2 separate regions of the Homo sapiens genome follow, and region 1 is linked to region 2. Evidence: read pairs that join two places in POLR2A ChIA-PET (ENCODE). Cell type or tissue: OCI-LY7. All regions are shown on one strand. Each heading gives the region's core, and the rest is flanking DNA. Links, peaks and the distances in the headings are about the cores only.

Region 1 (6,556 bases), core at 2,284-4,783, 400 kb before region 2:
AGAGCAAAACTCTCTCAAAAAAAAAAAAAAGGAAAGAAAAAAAAAGAGGCTTGTAACTCCAACATTAACTATATAAATATTAGCATAATACATATATAAGATTTTAATATATATGTTTAACATATATAGGTATATATGTGTTTAATGCATATATACATATATGTATGTGTGTATATATTTGTTATATAGTGAAATATATATTTGTTATATATTGAAATATATATATTTGTTATATACATACATACATACATGTTATATACACACATACATACACACACACACACAATAGGAAACTCCTAATCTGGTACAGAGATAAATATATTCTGCCAAAAAGAATGCTATGACAAACTGGCATTTATTAAAATGGGCTCTTTACCAGTAATTATTCTTGAATCAAAGAATGACACTTTGTTATCTGCTCTACCAAATAATGTCCACCTGAGAGCCAACTTTAAGCTTGGCCTGGTGTCCTACGTGTCTGCAAAAAACCCTCACATTTTCTAATTACTTCACAGCTTATAAATGAAACAGACTCTTCAGAAACCTATGCAGCTATATGTGCACCAGAACTTCATCACCCTGGGGGAGGAACCGCAAAAACTCAGCCCTATAATAGAAGGCACTGTCCTATGAATAAGCTAAAAATTAATTCTGTATCTGCATTTTAAAAAGGACACACTACCTCAAGTAAGATTTGTTATTTTCTCATTTTACAGCAAGAAGTTTTTTTTTTTTCTTTATGATAGTCCATCAAAAATGAATAGAGATCAAGTGGTCATTCTAACATTTGGACCAAAGCCAGGTCAGATCTGAAGGCAATGCAGAAAGGAGGCAGGAATGTGGGCCACACACCTGAAACACTAGGTCATTATCCTCCTTATAACATACCAGAAGGTAGTTCCCTGCCCAAAAGATAAACTCCAGACTCAGCTTAAGAAGCACAGCCCTTAAAATTTTAACCTCAGCCAACCTTTCCTCCTTTATTTAGTAAGAAAAATTATAGCTATTAACCTATTCTTATTGTTCCATAATATCAGTCTCTTATTGTATAAGCTACAATCAGTTCGGAATTGCTGCTGAGTTCCAAAGAGCCTGTAAGTGTCCAAGGCACTCCACAAACCAAGCAGTTGTCAAAAGGGATTTCAGTAAACACTACTCTCTAGATACCTTTCCAAAGGATTAACACTATGAGTCAGAAAATAGTTACCATTAACTACAGTGGTGGGATCGAATTTAACAACGTAATAATCCCTAAAGGAAAACACACTGCCTCCTTCTCATCTGTCGCTAGTCCATATGAAAAGTAGCAACGTCTGGTGGACAAGGGCAGCCTCAGAATGGGCTCTGGGGGACGGCACAGATTCCCACACACTGGACTTCCTCTGACTGGCTGATGGCAGGGATCCTGGCTTTAGGCGTGAGTATCTTTCTTTCTTTGCATCTTCCTACAATTTACAGTTTTTGTATAAATACAATGACTTATTTATTTATTTATTTTTTTTTTTTTTGAGATGGAGTCTCTTGCTTTGTTGCCCAGGCTGCAGTGCAGTGGCACGGTCTCGGCTCACTGCAACCTCTGCCTCCCAGGTTCAAGTGCTTCTCCTGTCTCAGCCTCCTGAGTAGCTGTGATTACAGGCAGCCGCCATCATGCCTGGCTAATTTTTTGTATTTTTAGTAAAGATGGGGTTTCACTGTGTTGGCCAGGCTGGTCTCGAACTCCTGACCTCAGGTGATCTGCCCACCTCGGCCTTCCAAAGTGCTGGGATTACAGGTGTGAGCCACCATGCCTGGCCTACAATGATGTTTTTCAAGTTTCTATTTTGCCATTTTAATATAGAACTTTTATAGAAAAAAAAATGTTTCTCTGAGAAGCAGTTTCTCAATTAACCTGGATAAACATATCTACTAAGACCATGAAGCCATAGACAGATAGCAATGTCCATCACAGGGGAAAACTGAACACAGTGGCGTGCTGTATAATGACATTTCCATTAACAACAGACAGCATCTACAACAGTGGTCCCATAAGGTTATAATGGAGTTGAACAATTCCTATCACCTAGTGACAATCTAACTGTTGGAACATTGTAGCAAAATGCATCACTCATGTGTGGTGTTGCTGGCGTACACTAACCTACTGCAGTGCCAGTCGTTGAAAAGTCTAGCACATTCAATTACATACAGTATGTAGTACTTGATATAATAATAAATGACTATGTTACTGGTTTATGTATTTACTCCACTACACTTTTTATCATTATTTTAGAGCGTACACCTACTTATGCAGGAAAAAATAAGTTAATTGTAAAACAGTCCTTCAGGAGGACTCCAGAAGAAGAAATTGTTATCACAGACAACAGCTCCACACATGTTACTGCCCCCGAAGACCTTCCAGTGGGACAAGATGTGGAGGTGGATGACAGGGATAAGGATGATCCTGACCCTGTGCAGGCCAAGGCTAATGTGTGTGTGTTTGTGTCTTCATTTTTAACCAAAAAGTTTAAAGAAAAAAAAAGAAAGAAAAAACTTATAGAATAAGCATATAAAGAAAATATTTTTGTACAGCTATACAACATGTTTTCAGCTACATGTTATTACAAAGAGTGAAAAACTTTTAAAGAAGTTTATAAAGTCAAAAAGTTACAGTAAGCTCATTTATTACTGAAGAGAAGTATTTTTAGAATAAATTTAGTGTAGCCTAAGTGTACAATATTTACAAAGTCTATGGTACTGTACAGTAATGTTTTAGGCCTTCACTTTCACTTGCCACTTACTCACTGACTCACCCAGAGAAACTTCCAGTCCTGCGAGCTCCATTCACAGTAAGTGCCCCATACAGGTGGACCCTTTTTTTAGTATTTTATACAGTATTTCTACTATCCCTTTTCTGTGTTTAGATGTGTTCAGATACACACATACTTTGGTGTTACAAGATTCTCTTGTGCTTAGAGATTCAGGACAGTAGCATGCTGTATAGGTTTGCACCCTAGGAACAATAGGCCATACCCATATAGCTTAGGGTATGAAGCTATACAGGTGTATAATACACTGTACCATCCAGGTTTGTGTAATTCACTCTATGATGTTCATATGATGACAAAATTGCCCCATGGGAGATTTCTCAGACCATAACCTAGTCATTAACTGATGCATGACTGTATATCATATATTAGCTCTAAAAACCAAACCTATAAGTGAACTGACAAAAGTTGCCATAGATCCTAACAGCCTTTGAGACGGATGGGGGGCAGACAGAGCTTGGCACACTTCAGCCGTTCACAGCTCCCAATCAACCAGTCAGGATGCTGGTGCCATATAATTAGGAGAGAAAGCTAAATCACCGAGGACTCAGCCAAAAGCAAACCATGGTGGTGAGGAGGAAGGTGAAGGAAAAGGGTGGTATGCAACACAGTGGGACACCTTGCCTTATTCCCCATGTTTTTTGAGGCTGGTCCTGAGAAGTTTAAGAGAGAAAGACTCAGAAGCATGCATTGGAGGCCAGTTTTCTTGTGGTCCCAGTGATGGTGGCTCTTGTGACGCCTGGATGAGGAGGGAGAGCCTGGAAAAGTCAGGTGGTGACTTCAGTAGAGGGGGCGGGGGGATGTGCTGACACCCACCTCTGGCTTTGTCAGCTTCCTGAAACAGAAACAGCGTGGGCAGCTGCCAAGGGACCTGCTGCTCAGCCTCTATCTCTGCGACCCCTTGGGACTCAGTGCAAACTCAGACCTTCCTATCTCCCTTTGGCACAGGCACCAACCTCATGCCCATTCTTCCTCTCCTGACCATCATATCGTGGGTATTGAGCAGGACAGGCAGGTATGACTGGACACTTTTTTTTGCAGGCAGCAGGGAGTGAAGGCTTGAAAACCTCTATTTCCCATGCTGCATTCCTGACTGAATGAAGAGCCAAATCACAGCCTCAAAATTCTATATTGGGTGAGAAAAGGCAAACCTTGCCAGCAATATTCTCCCACTGCAAGCTACCTTCAGATGCAGTGTTTGTGCTAAATGAGTGAAATGAGATGTCAACAAAAGTCCCTACTAGAAAACAAACTGCCAAACACCTCCAATTCCCATGGGGGGTTTGATAGGCTCTCTGACAATCACTGAAGTCCCATCTGAAAAATGCATTTTGGTAGGTTTACGGGTTGACTTAAAGTCTTGAGATACTGATGTGGTTTTCTTAAATGTGTTGTTTCTATAGATTGTGAAGGTGATTGTCAGAGAGCATCTCGAATCCCCCATGGGAATTGGAGGAGTTTAGATAAATCCAAACTGAGGGATGGTCTACAAAATCTCTCACACCCTTTCAAGTGTGTTAAGGTCACGAAAAAAGAGGAAAGGCTGAGGAACTGTCACAGATTAGAAGCCAAGAATAAGTGACAATTAAATGCAAAGTGGGGAAACTGGATCAGAAAAAGGATCCTGGAACAGAAAAAAGACATTAAGCAGAAAAACGGGTGAAATTCAAATACTGTGTGCACTTTATAGTGGTATACTAGCACTAATTGATTCATTTTGATCATTATACTACAGCCATACAAGACGTTAACAAAAGAGGAAGCTGGGTAAAGTGTATTCATGAATTCTGCACTATTTTGCAACTCTTAGGTAAGTCCAAAATTACTTCAAATTTTAAAATGAAAATGTAATCGTGGTATATTGGGTAATTATCTCACCTTAGAGTGATCAAGAAATAGAAAAGAAACCTGGGAATCTCCTTTTCTAGCAGGAAAGGAAACAGTCATAAGACTGTGTCAGTGACTAAAAAGGACAAGCATGAACCAATACCCATCAGTCCAGCCCAGGACTGCGCTAGCACACTCTGGGCTACTGGAGCCTTTTTTATTGAGCCACTTTTAGAGGTGATTTTTCTCCAGCCAAGTGTCCTCGCTTAAAATTACAAGCATGAATAATACCCATAAGTTAAAAGTTTTTTTTTCCTTCTGAAAATGCATTTCAGAGGAGAGTTTGGGAGTTTTACTCATTTGGAGTCTTTCCCCTGACAGAGGGGCTGAGATTGGGTTGGGGTGAATGTGAGCTGACTCCTGCTGTGTTCAGAATTGGATATACCATGAGCTTTGGGAGAAGCAGTTAAGTGGGGGACTCTGAGGGTGGACACTCAGGCTGGGAAGGAGCACAGCCCCTCAGTAATAAGGATCAAGGCCCCAGAGCGAAACTGGGCCACCCCGGCAGTGAACTGTGGTAAATGTGGGCACGCTGCATAGCAGACATTCCCGACATTAATCTGGGAATCCTGAGCTCTGCTTGTTGCTTGGTCACTTCCTGATGATCTTAGGCAACTCACTAAGAGGCTTTGTCTGGGCCTGTGTTCTCTATAAAACAGAAATTTGGACTGGGCTGTGTGCTTCTCCTATACCATTCTCCAGCTACTTCTGGATGAAGAGGAAGGGAATGGAGGTCTTGAAAGGTGGAAGAGTCATGCTGGTAAGTAGAGAGCTGGGATTCCAACCCAGGTAGTCAGCTCCAAAGCACACATCCTTAATCAGATGCCACACTGGCTCCCAAGGCCAATGCTGCCCCAAGCCTGGATGATGGATGGCACCCATAGGCTGCAGCCCTGGCTGACACCCTGACTGCCCCCTCAGGAGAGCCCCAAAACTGGGTTTGGTGGGATACTGCACACTCGATATAGCATTATCCTTTCGTTCTTACCTTGACGCTGAGAGGTGGACATTATTATGGAGATACAGAGATCTTAGGTGGCTTGCTCAAGGTTACCTGGCTACAAGGTGATGAAACAGGGCTTTGACCCTAGTTTTTGTTCGTGACTCCAAGGCCATATTCTTATTGATTGAGGGGAACAAGTATGATTTCAGATCCTCTCCTAGAATTCAGTTCTGAACAAAGCAACAACTCTCAGCAGGAGGCCACTATGGTACTTAGAGTGGCATGCTGCTGCAGTTCCTGAGGAGTCTTTGCTATTGCTTCCCCACCGTGAGTCTAGAAGAGGAATCCTGTGGCTCTATCTGCTTGCTGAAATTCAGACACAGAATAGTATGTTGACACAGTTCTCTACTAACATAGTAATCTACCAAAACAGGATACACATTTATGTGACAGCAACTGCTTTTCCTGAGCTGCACCCCATGCTGGTCCCGTGTTCTTCTCTAAGTCCCACAGCCATCTGTTGAATGACTCAATCTTGAAATTTGTCAGGAATCAACAATAAATTTACTGGCTTGTACAAAAGTCAACTTTTCCCCCCTTTGAAAATGAAGATACTGCTTGACAACCATTTTATGTTATCTTTTGCACTCATGCAACAGAGACAGCAAGATTAGTTATAGTGCAATGAACCTGCTCTGATAATCTGCAAGAGTATCTAAAAAAAGAGGATTAAAAAAAGACAGTTAAGGTCTAATATCTAACTTGTCATCTTAATATTATCATGATGTATATTTAATATATGTAACTATTCATAGTTGGTATCCTTTTTACTGGGCAATACTAATCAAAATTATTTAAATACATATAAACATATATTTATATACACACACATATATACACATACTATATATGGTGTGTGTATACA
Region 2 (6,556 bases), core at 1,303-3,802:
TCTTCTTCCCACTGGGGCATGCTTAGGAGAAGCATGGCAGAGTTTCTCACTATCTTCTTGTTCCCTTCTATTTGCTGGAACAGGAAGCCACCAAAGAAACTTCCAAATCTAGTGGGTTTGTCCAGAATTGCCTCAGATTTCAGTACTGTGCTCGGTATCCTGCTGTGCCACCCTTCCAGGGACCATGATGTGGAGTGCCCTGCATGCAGAATGAGGCTACAGGGAAATGTGGAAAGGGATGGGGAAGCTTGGTTAGAGCTTCCCAAGACTCACCCTATCATGAGTCAGTTGTGTGCACCTGCTCGTCTGTGCCTCCTCTTACACTACACAACAGATTAATTTGACCTCAGCAGCTTACAGAGCAAAGGTCCATGAAGAATAAACTATTTATCCATTGATCTCTGGCATAAAGATTTCCATGAAAGGCCAGACGCAGTGGCTTATGCCTCTAATCCCAGCACTTTGGGAGGCTGAGGCCAGCAGATCACTTGAGGTCAGGAGTTCAAGACCAGCCTGGCCAACATGATGAAACCCTGTCTCTACTAAAAATACAAAAATTAGCAGGGCATGGTGGCAGGTGCCTGTAATCCCATCTGCACAGGAGGCTGAGGCACAAGAATCACTTGAACCCAGGAGACAGAGGTTGCAGTGAGCTGAGATCCTGCCACTGCACTCCAGCCTGGGTGAGAGTGCAGAATCAGTCTCAAAAAAATAAAAATAAAAAACAAAAACAAACCAAAACAAAAAATAAATAATAAAGATCTGCATGAAAGACAAACTTCAGAAATACTGAGCACAGGACATTCAGTATAAAAGAGTTTGATAAATATAAATATATCCTAGATTGCACCCTAAATACTATTTCAGTTACAAAAAAATACCAAAAAAAGTTAATTCTCTGTTTTGGCAATGCTGAAAATTTGAAGTTGGTTATGTCACATTTACTTTAAAAAAATACAGTTGTATTAAATAAAAATATTTGTTGTTATAAATATTTTTAAATTTGAAAATAGGAAGTGGAGATGCTTAGGAATCACACGAGACATAAATAGAGCAGCCCAGATTCAGCAGCTCATCCAAACTCTCTGTCTGCCTTCTGCTTGCTGTCACTCCCTTTCACATGGTTCTGCCCTTTCATCCTCTCTTGAGTTTTCCTCCTAACCTTTTTCCTTAAGCTTTGTCAGCCAGATTTCATTCAAAGTAGAATGATAAACTCCTGGAGCTTATGACAAGGGAATAGGAGAGCCCAGTAACTCCTATGCACTGACAGAGTTGAGAAGTCCAAAGTCATTCATTTATTTGCATGTTTATAGCAGCACAATTTGCAGTTTGCAAAAATATGGAACCGCCCAAATGCCCATCAATCAACGAGTGAATAAAGAAAATATGGTGTGTGTGTGTGTGTATATATATATATATATATATATATATATATATATATATACACACACACCATGGGATACTACTCAGACATAAACAAGAATGAAATATTGGCATTTGCAGCAATCTGGATGGGGGTGGAGACCATTATTCTAAGTGAAGTAACTCAGGAATGGAAAACCAAACATCGTATGAGCTAACCTATGAGGACACAAAGGCATAAGAATGATACAATCGACTTTGAAGACATAGGGGAAAGGGTGGGAAGGGGGTGAGGGATAAAAGACTACAAATTGGGTACAGTGTACACTGCTCGGGTGATGGATGCACAAAAATCTCAGAAATCACCACTAAAGAGCTTATCCATGTAACCAGACACCACTTGCTCCCCAAAAACCCATTGAAATTAAAAAAAAATGTGTGTTTGAAGAGCTACTTGAAGAAGAATCCTAGCAATCTTGTTGCTTCATATGGAGGATTTGATAGAGGATACGCTGCCAATTGTTTGTGTTATAAGCAGCTAATTACCATATTTCAGAATTTCCCTCATTCTTGGTCAAGAATGATTTCTAAAGACTTTAAAAGAGTGTTTAAGATGGACAAGAAGGACCCATTAACTTGCCCCAATTTTTAGTCTTAAGTTTAAAGTAATAAAAGTTTACATATTGGGGCTGAAATTAGTTGCACGTCTTTAGTTAATGCATAGAGCCTTAAAATAGTTCTTGACATAAGTCTTTCCACTCCCTGTAATCTGTTCTGAGGGGAGGCAGGGCAGCTCGAATCTTAGGGGATCAAATTGCTACTGCCACTACAGTCACCAGCATTCCCACAGAATTCCAAAAGCTCTGGCAGTTAGGTTTCATTAAGTCTAGTAATGACTGCAACACTGATGTAACTTTGAGAAAGAGAGGTCTTCACTTGGAGTAAGCCTAGGACCACACATCTGCACTGTGTGGTAATGCTAATCAAGGAGAAGCGAAGCCTTTTCTTGTTCTTTGTTGCTAGTCTTAACGGGGTGACATTTCATCTTGCATCTTGTCCCCAAATGGAGATTATCATCGCCTCTTGTCTACTCTGCATTTCAGGATATGAGTTAATTTATCATACCAGTCTTTCCATGTAAATATGCATTTTTCAAACATATATCCAGTCCTTTATTTAACCCCATCATGCAGATGCTATTTTTATTAGCAATGGCAACTGACAGGTGATAGAGCTTTGCCCAGGTGGTGTTTCTTGCAGCTGCTGCTGAAGCAGGAACCTGGGCCATACAGAGATCTTGTCACTGTCAGCTGCTGCTTTCAGTAGCAGCTGAAGCAAGCACAGGACTGAAATCTGGGTGCACACCAATTAGCAAGCTCTAGAAACTACCGAGGCAGCTAGTTAGGGCTGCGAAGGCTTAGCTGCAGGATACCTGCTGCATGTCAACCCTCATTTGTGGAAAGAATTCTTTTAACCTTAAAAAGTCATTGTATGTGCAGTGAGGCATGGTAACGATCTAACAGGTAGGGACAAGGTATGATTAGAGAGGCAGAGAGGTGCTCTAGGCATCTCATAGCATGCCTTGCAATTTCCACAGAGCAGAGTTTGGCTCTCGATTTCCAGTTCCTGTGGGACACACAGTAAGACTTGCAGGTGCCTGTTAGCTGGGCGTGGTGGCACATGCCTGTAGTCCCAGCTACTCGGGAGGCTGAGGCAGAAGTATTGCTTGAACCTGGGAGACGGAGGTTGCAGTGAGCCGAGATCATGCCACTTCACTCCAGCCTGGGGGACAGAGCGAGATTCTGTCTCAAAAAAAAAAAAAAAAAAAAAAAAAAAGACTTGCAGGTGCCTGATGACAAGAGAGCTGGACCCTTCATCACTGCCACCACCACCTTCCTGATCGACTTGGATGGTTACAAAATGCTGGCAGAATCAGCATAAGGGAGCTGTACTTCCTTCTCATTTCAGGAACAGATGAATGCCAGCCATCTAGGCCTACTGTGTGGTTCAGGGCTTACTTAGGTTACTGAGAGGTAGGAAGTGGACTGACTGGGCTAACAGGGACTGAGGGAGAGGCATGAGGTTTCTTCATAACATCTCATGGTAGCTGATCTCTGAGATGACCTCCAAACATCCACACCACCTGGGCTGAATGCCCTTGTGTAATCCACTCCCTGTGAGTGTGGGTTGGGCCTCAATACTTGCTTCTAACACATTGTATTAGTCTGATTTCATGCTGCTATAAAGAAATACCCGAGACTGGGTAATTTGTAGAGGGAAGAGATTTAATTGACTCACAGTTCCACATGGTTGGGGAGGCATCAGGAAACTTACAGTCTTGGCCAAGGGCAAACAGGAAGCATGCACCTTCTTCACAAGGTGGCAGGAGAGAGAAAAACGAAGGAGGAACTTCCAAACACTTATAAAACTAACAGATCTCGTGAGAATTCACTCACTATCATGAGAACAGCATGGGGAAACCACCCCCATGATCCGATCACCTCCCTCCCTTGACACATGAAGATTAGAGGTCCCTCCCTGGATAAGTGGGGATTACAATTCGAGATGAGATTTGGGAGGGGGCACAGAGCCAAACCATATCACACATAGAATATGAAAAAAGTGATAGGATGTCATTTTCACGATTAGGGTACAAAACATCTTTGACATCTGTCTCGGATACCCTGGCTTGGTCTTTTCCTTGGTCATTCTGAGCTGCCATGACCATGCCATGTTTTGAGCTGGTCCATGGAGAGGGCCGCAGGGAAAGGAGCTGAGGGAGGCCTCCAGACAACAGCCAGTGAGGAACTGAGGCCCCCAGCACAACAGGCTGTATGGAAGCAAATTTTGCTAACAATCAGCTGTGTGAGCTTGAAAGCAAGTCCTCTTCCTTCAGTGGAGCCTTCGGATGAGACCACAACCATGGCCAACAGCAGGATAGTAATCTCATGGAGATCTTGACTCAGAGGCTCTCAGCTAGGCTGTACCAGGAATTCTGACCCATGCAAACTGTGAGATACTACATGTGTATCACTTTAAACACTAATATTTAAAGTAATTTGTTGTATAGCAAGGGATAGCTAATACACACCCTGGGGGCAGAAAGCCGTGATCAGGAATACAGGGTATTTCAATTGTGTGATACAAGGTTTCTCTAGAATCTTTTCATCTCACAGATATTTTCATTTTGCAGCAGAAAAGACTAAAATATTGTCCCAGTCAATAATTCTAAAGGTTTACTCCATTAAAAGCTTTCTGTGAGGGTTAACAAAATACCAAAATTAGCTGCTTTCCTTTTTTTTTTTTTTTTTTTTTTTTTGTTCAAGATGGAGTCTCACTCTGTTGCCCAGGCAGGAGTGTAGTGGCACCATCTCAGCTCACTGCAAACTCCACCTCCCAGGTTCAAGCAATTCTCATACTTCAGCCTCCTGAGTAGCTGGGATTACAGGTGCCTGCCACCACACCCGGCTAATTTTTGTATTTTTAGTAGAGACGGGGGTCTCACCATGTTGGTCAGACTGGTCTCGAACTCCTGACCTCAAGTGATCTGCCTGCCTCGGCCTCCCAAAGTGCTGGGATTACAGGTGTGAGCCACCGCACCCGGGCTGCTTTCCATTTTTGTTGTTATGTGTAAATTTCTCCATTCATCTTTCAGCAAAAGTATAGATGAGCAGTGAACTAGACTCACAGCAACTAGCTTGAGGGAAGGGAAGTGAGGAATCACAAACTGGGCGATCCAAGAAGCTGGTACCTCTGATTCAGTGATGGTGGATGGCACCTGGATGGCATCAGAGAAGGTAAAGCTGAACTACAAGACAGGAACAGGTGTGTGTGTGTGTGTGCGCGTGCACACGTGCATTTTTGGGATATTTGTCTAATTTAGGTAATATTTCAGTCTTTTGGAAAATGTAGAAATTTGTTTCAAGTTCAAATTAGAGGAGTCAAGTCTTCAAAAAATGAAAGAACCTTAAAAATCAATTGGTCCAGGGATTTTCAAAATATATTTTACCCACAGAAGCTTTTTACAGAAACAAAACTGTAAGTAGAATTCCAATAAGCAAAACATAAAATCTTGTATTTTATTAGCATAAATGTATTTTATACCTTCAAATTCATAACATTTACTCATAAAGCAATTAATTGAGAACAGTAATATGAATACATCATTTAGAGATTGGGACTTAACAGACGTCAGATACAGTCTTATGGCCCCTTCAGTGTGGTTGTACAGTATAGAAATGATTGTGATTCATCAAGACAAGTAGTTCCAAATAGTAAAAGTTTTAAAAATAGCATATCTTGCAATCTAGGATATCTGTCAATTAAACGAATTCAGAAACTTGATACAGAAATAGGCAAATTATATCTAACAATATCAAATAAACATCATTATTTCTTAATACTTGTTAAATCTGAAGTAAAATACTTGTTTTAATCATTGCTGGGCAAAAGATAATTTTCAAATATACCTTTTGACAAAAAATATTTTACAAACATTAATTTTTCAAAAATCAGATAGAGTTATATACAGTTCTTTGTCAGATAATAATCTGAATAGTCTAATTTGCTTTGTTTTGCATGTTGTGTCCCAACTTTAGCTTTCATATTCACTGCTGACACTTTAGCTGTAATTTTAGACCTGGTGACATAGGGGCCTTACATTGCCAAATTTAGTTCTTTAAAAATATCACTAAGATATGCAAAGGAATGCAATCATGCTATATTTGAGAGTTTTAGCTAAAGATGCTTCTACTACACAATAGTAATTTTCTGTCTCATTTGAAGTAGTCACACTGATGCCTTGCTGCTGTATCACCAGTGAACTTCAATATGAAAAGTAAATGCTGGAATTCACCCCATTTATCACTGTAAATAACTGAAAAGTTTCCAATGTGAAGACAATCCTTTAATAGAGTTGTCAATTTGTATGACATTATCAAACACTTAAAACACAAAGTGGCCTTCTTTGTAACAGGCAGTGCTTATTATGCAAATACACTGCCTGCACACATACTGGCAATACTTTTATGTGAATTGTTTTTCTATCACTGCTGTCACCCATTATAGAGACATTGTTACATTTTTCTAAAGTTGTTTCTGGTGTTATTGGAGTTCTAACCAGTTAAAATGTTCTCTTAATAGGTCTGTGGTGAGTGTTTTATAAAGTGATAAATATCCCTTTCTTGCCTGCAAG

Evidence for each region. Peaks named below come from ENCODE experiments on the same cell type or tissue, not always from the same donor. Only the 100,000 strongest peaks of a DNase experiment are listed, where the experiment ranks them.
Region 1: POLR2A ChIA-PET joins it to region 2 with 5 read pairs; 2 of 35 experiments call an interaction of 5 or more read pairs at or near these places.

Annotation. Positions count from the first base shown.
Region 1 is chr2:105,319,675-105,326,230 of GRCh38, forward strand. All of the region lies in intron 1 of TGFBRAP1 (transforming growth factor beta receptor associated protein 1), which reads right to left. Among named protein-coding and RNA genes, the nearest start is that of TGFBRAP1, 6.8 kb to the right of the region's middle. RefSeq lists enhancers at 2,900-3,059, 5,178-5,472. In OCI-LY7, for the core only: no CTCF peak of the experiment used is centred there; no DNase peak of the experiment used is centred there.
Region 2 is chr2:105,723,340-105,729,895 of GRCh38, forward strand. No RefSeq gene overlaps it. Among named protein-coding and RNA genes, the nearest start is that of NCK2, 18 kb to the right of the region's middle. In OCI-LY7, for the core only: no CTCF peak of the experiment used is centred there; DNase peaks (open chromatin) are centred at 2,352, 2,672 and 3,307; H3K4me3 peaks cover 1,744 bases; H3K27ac peaks cover 2,064 bases.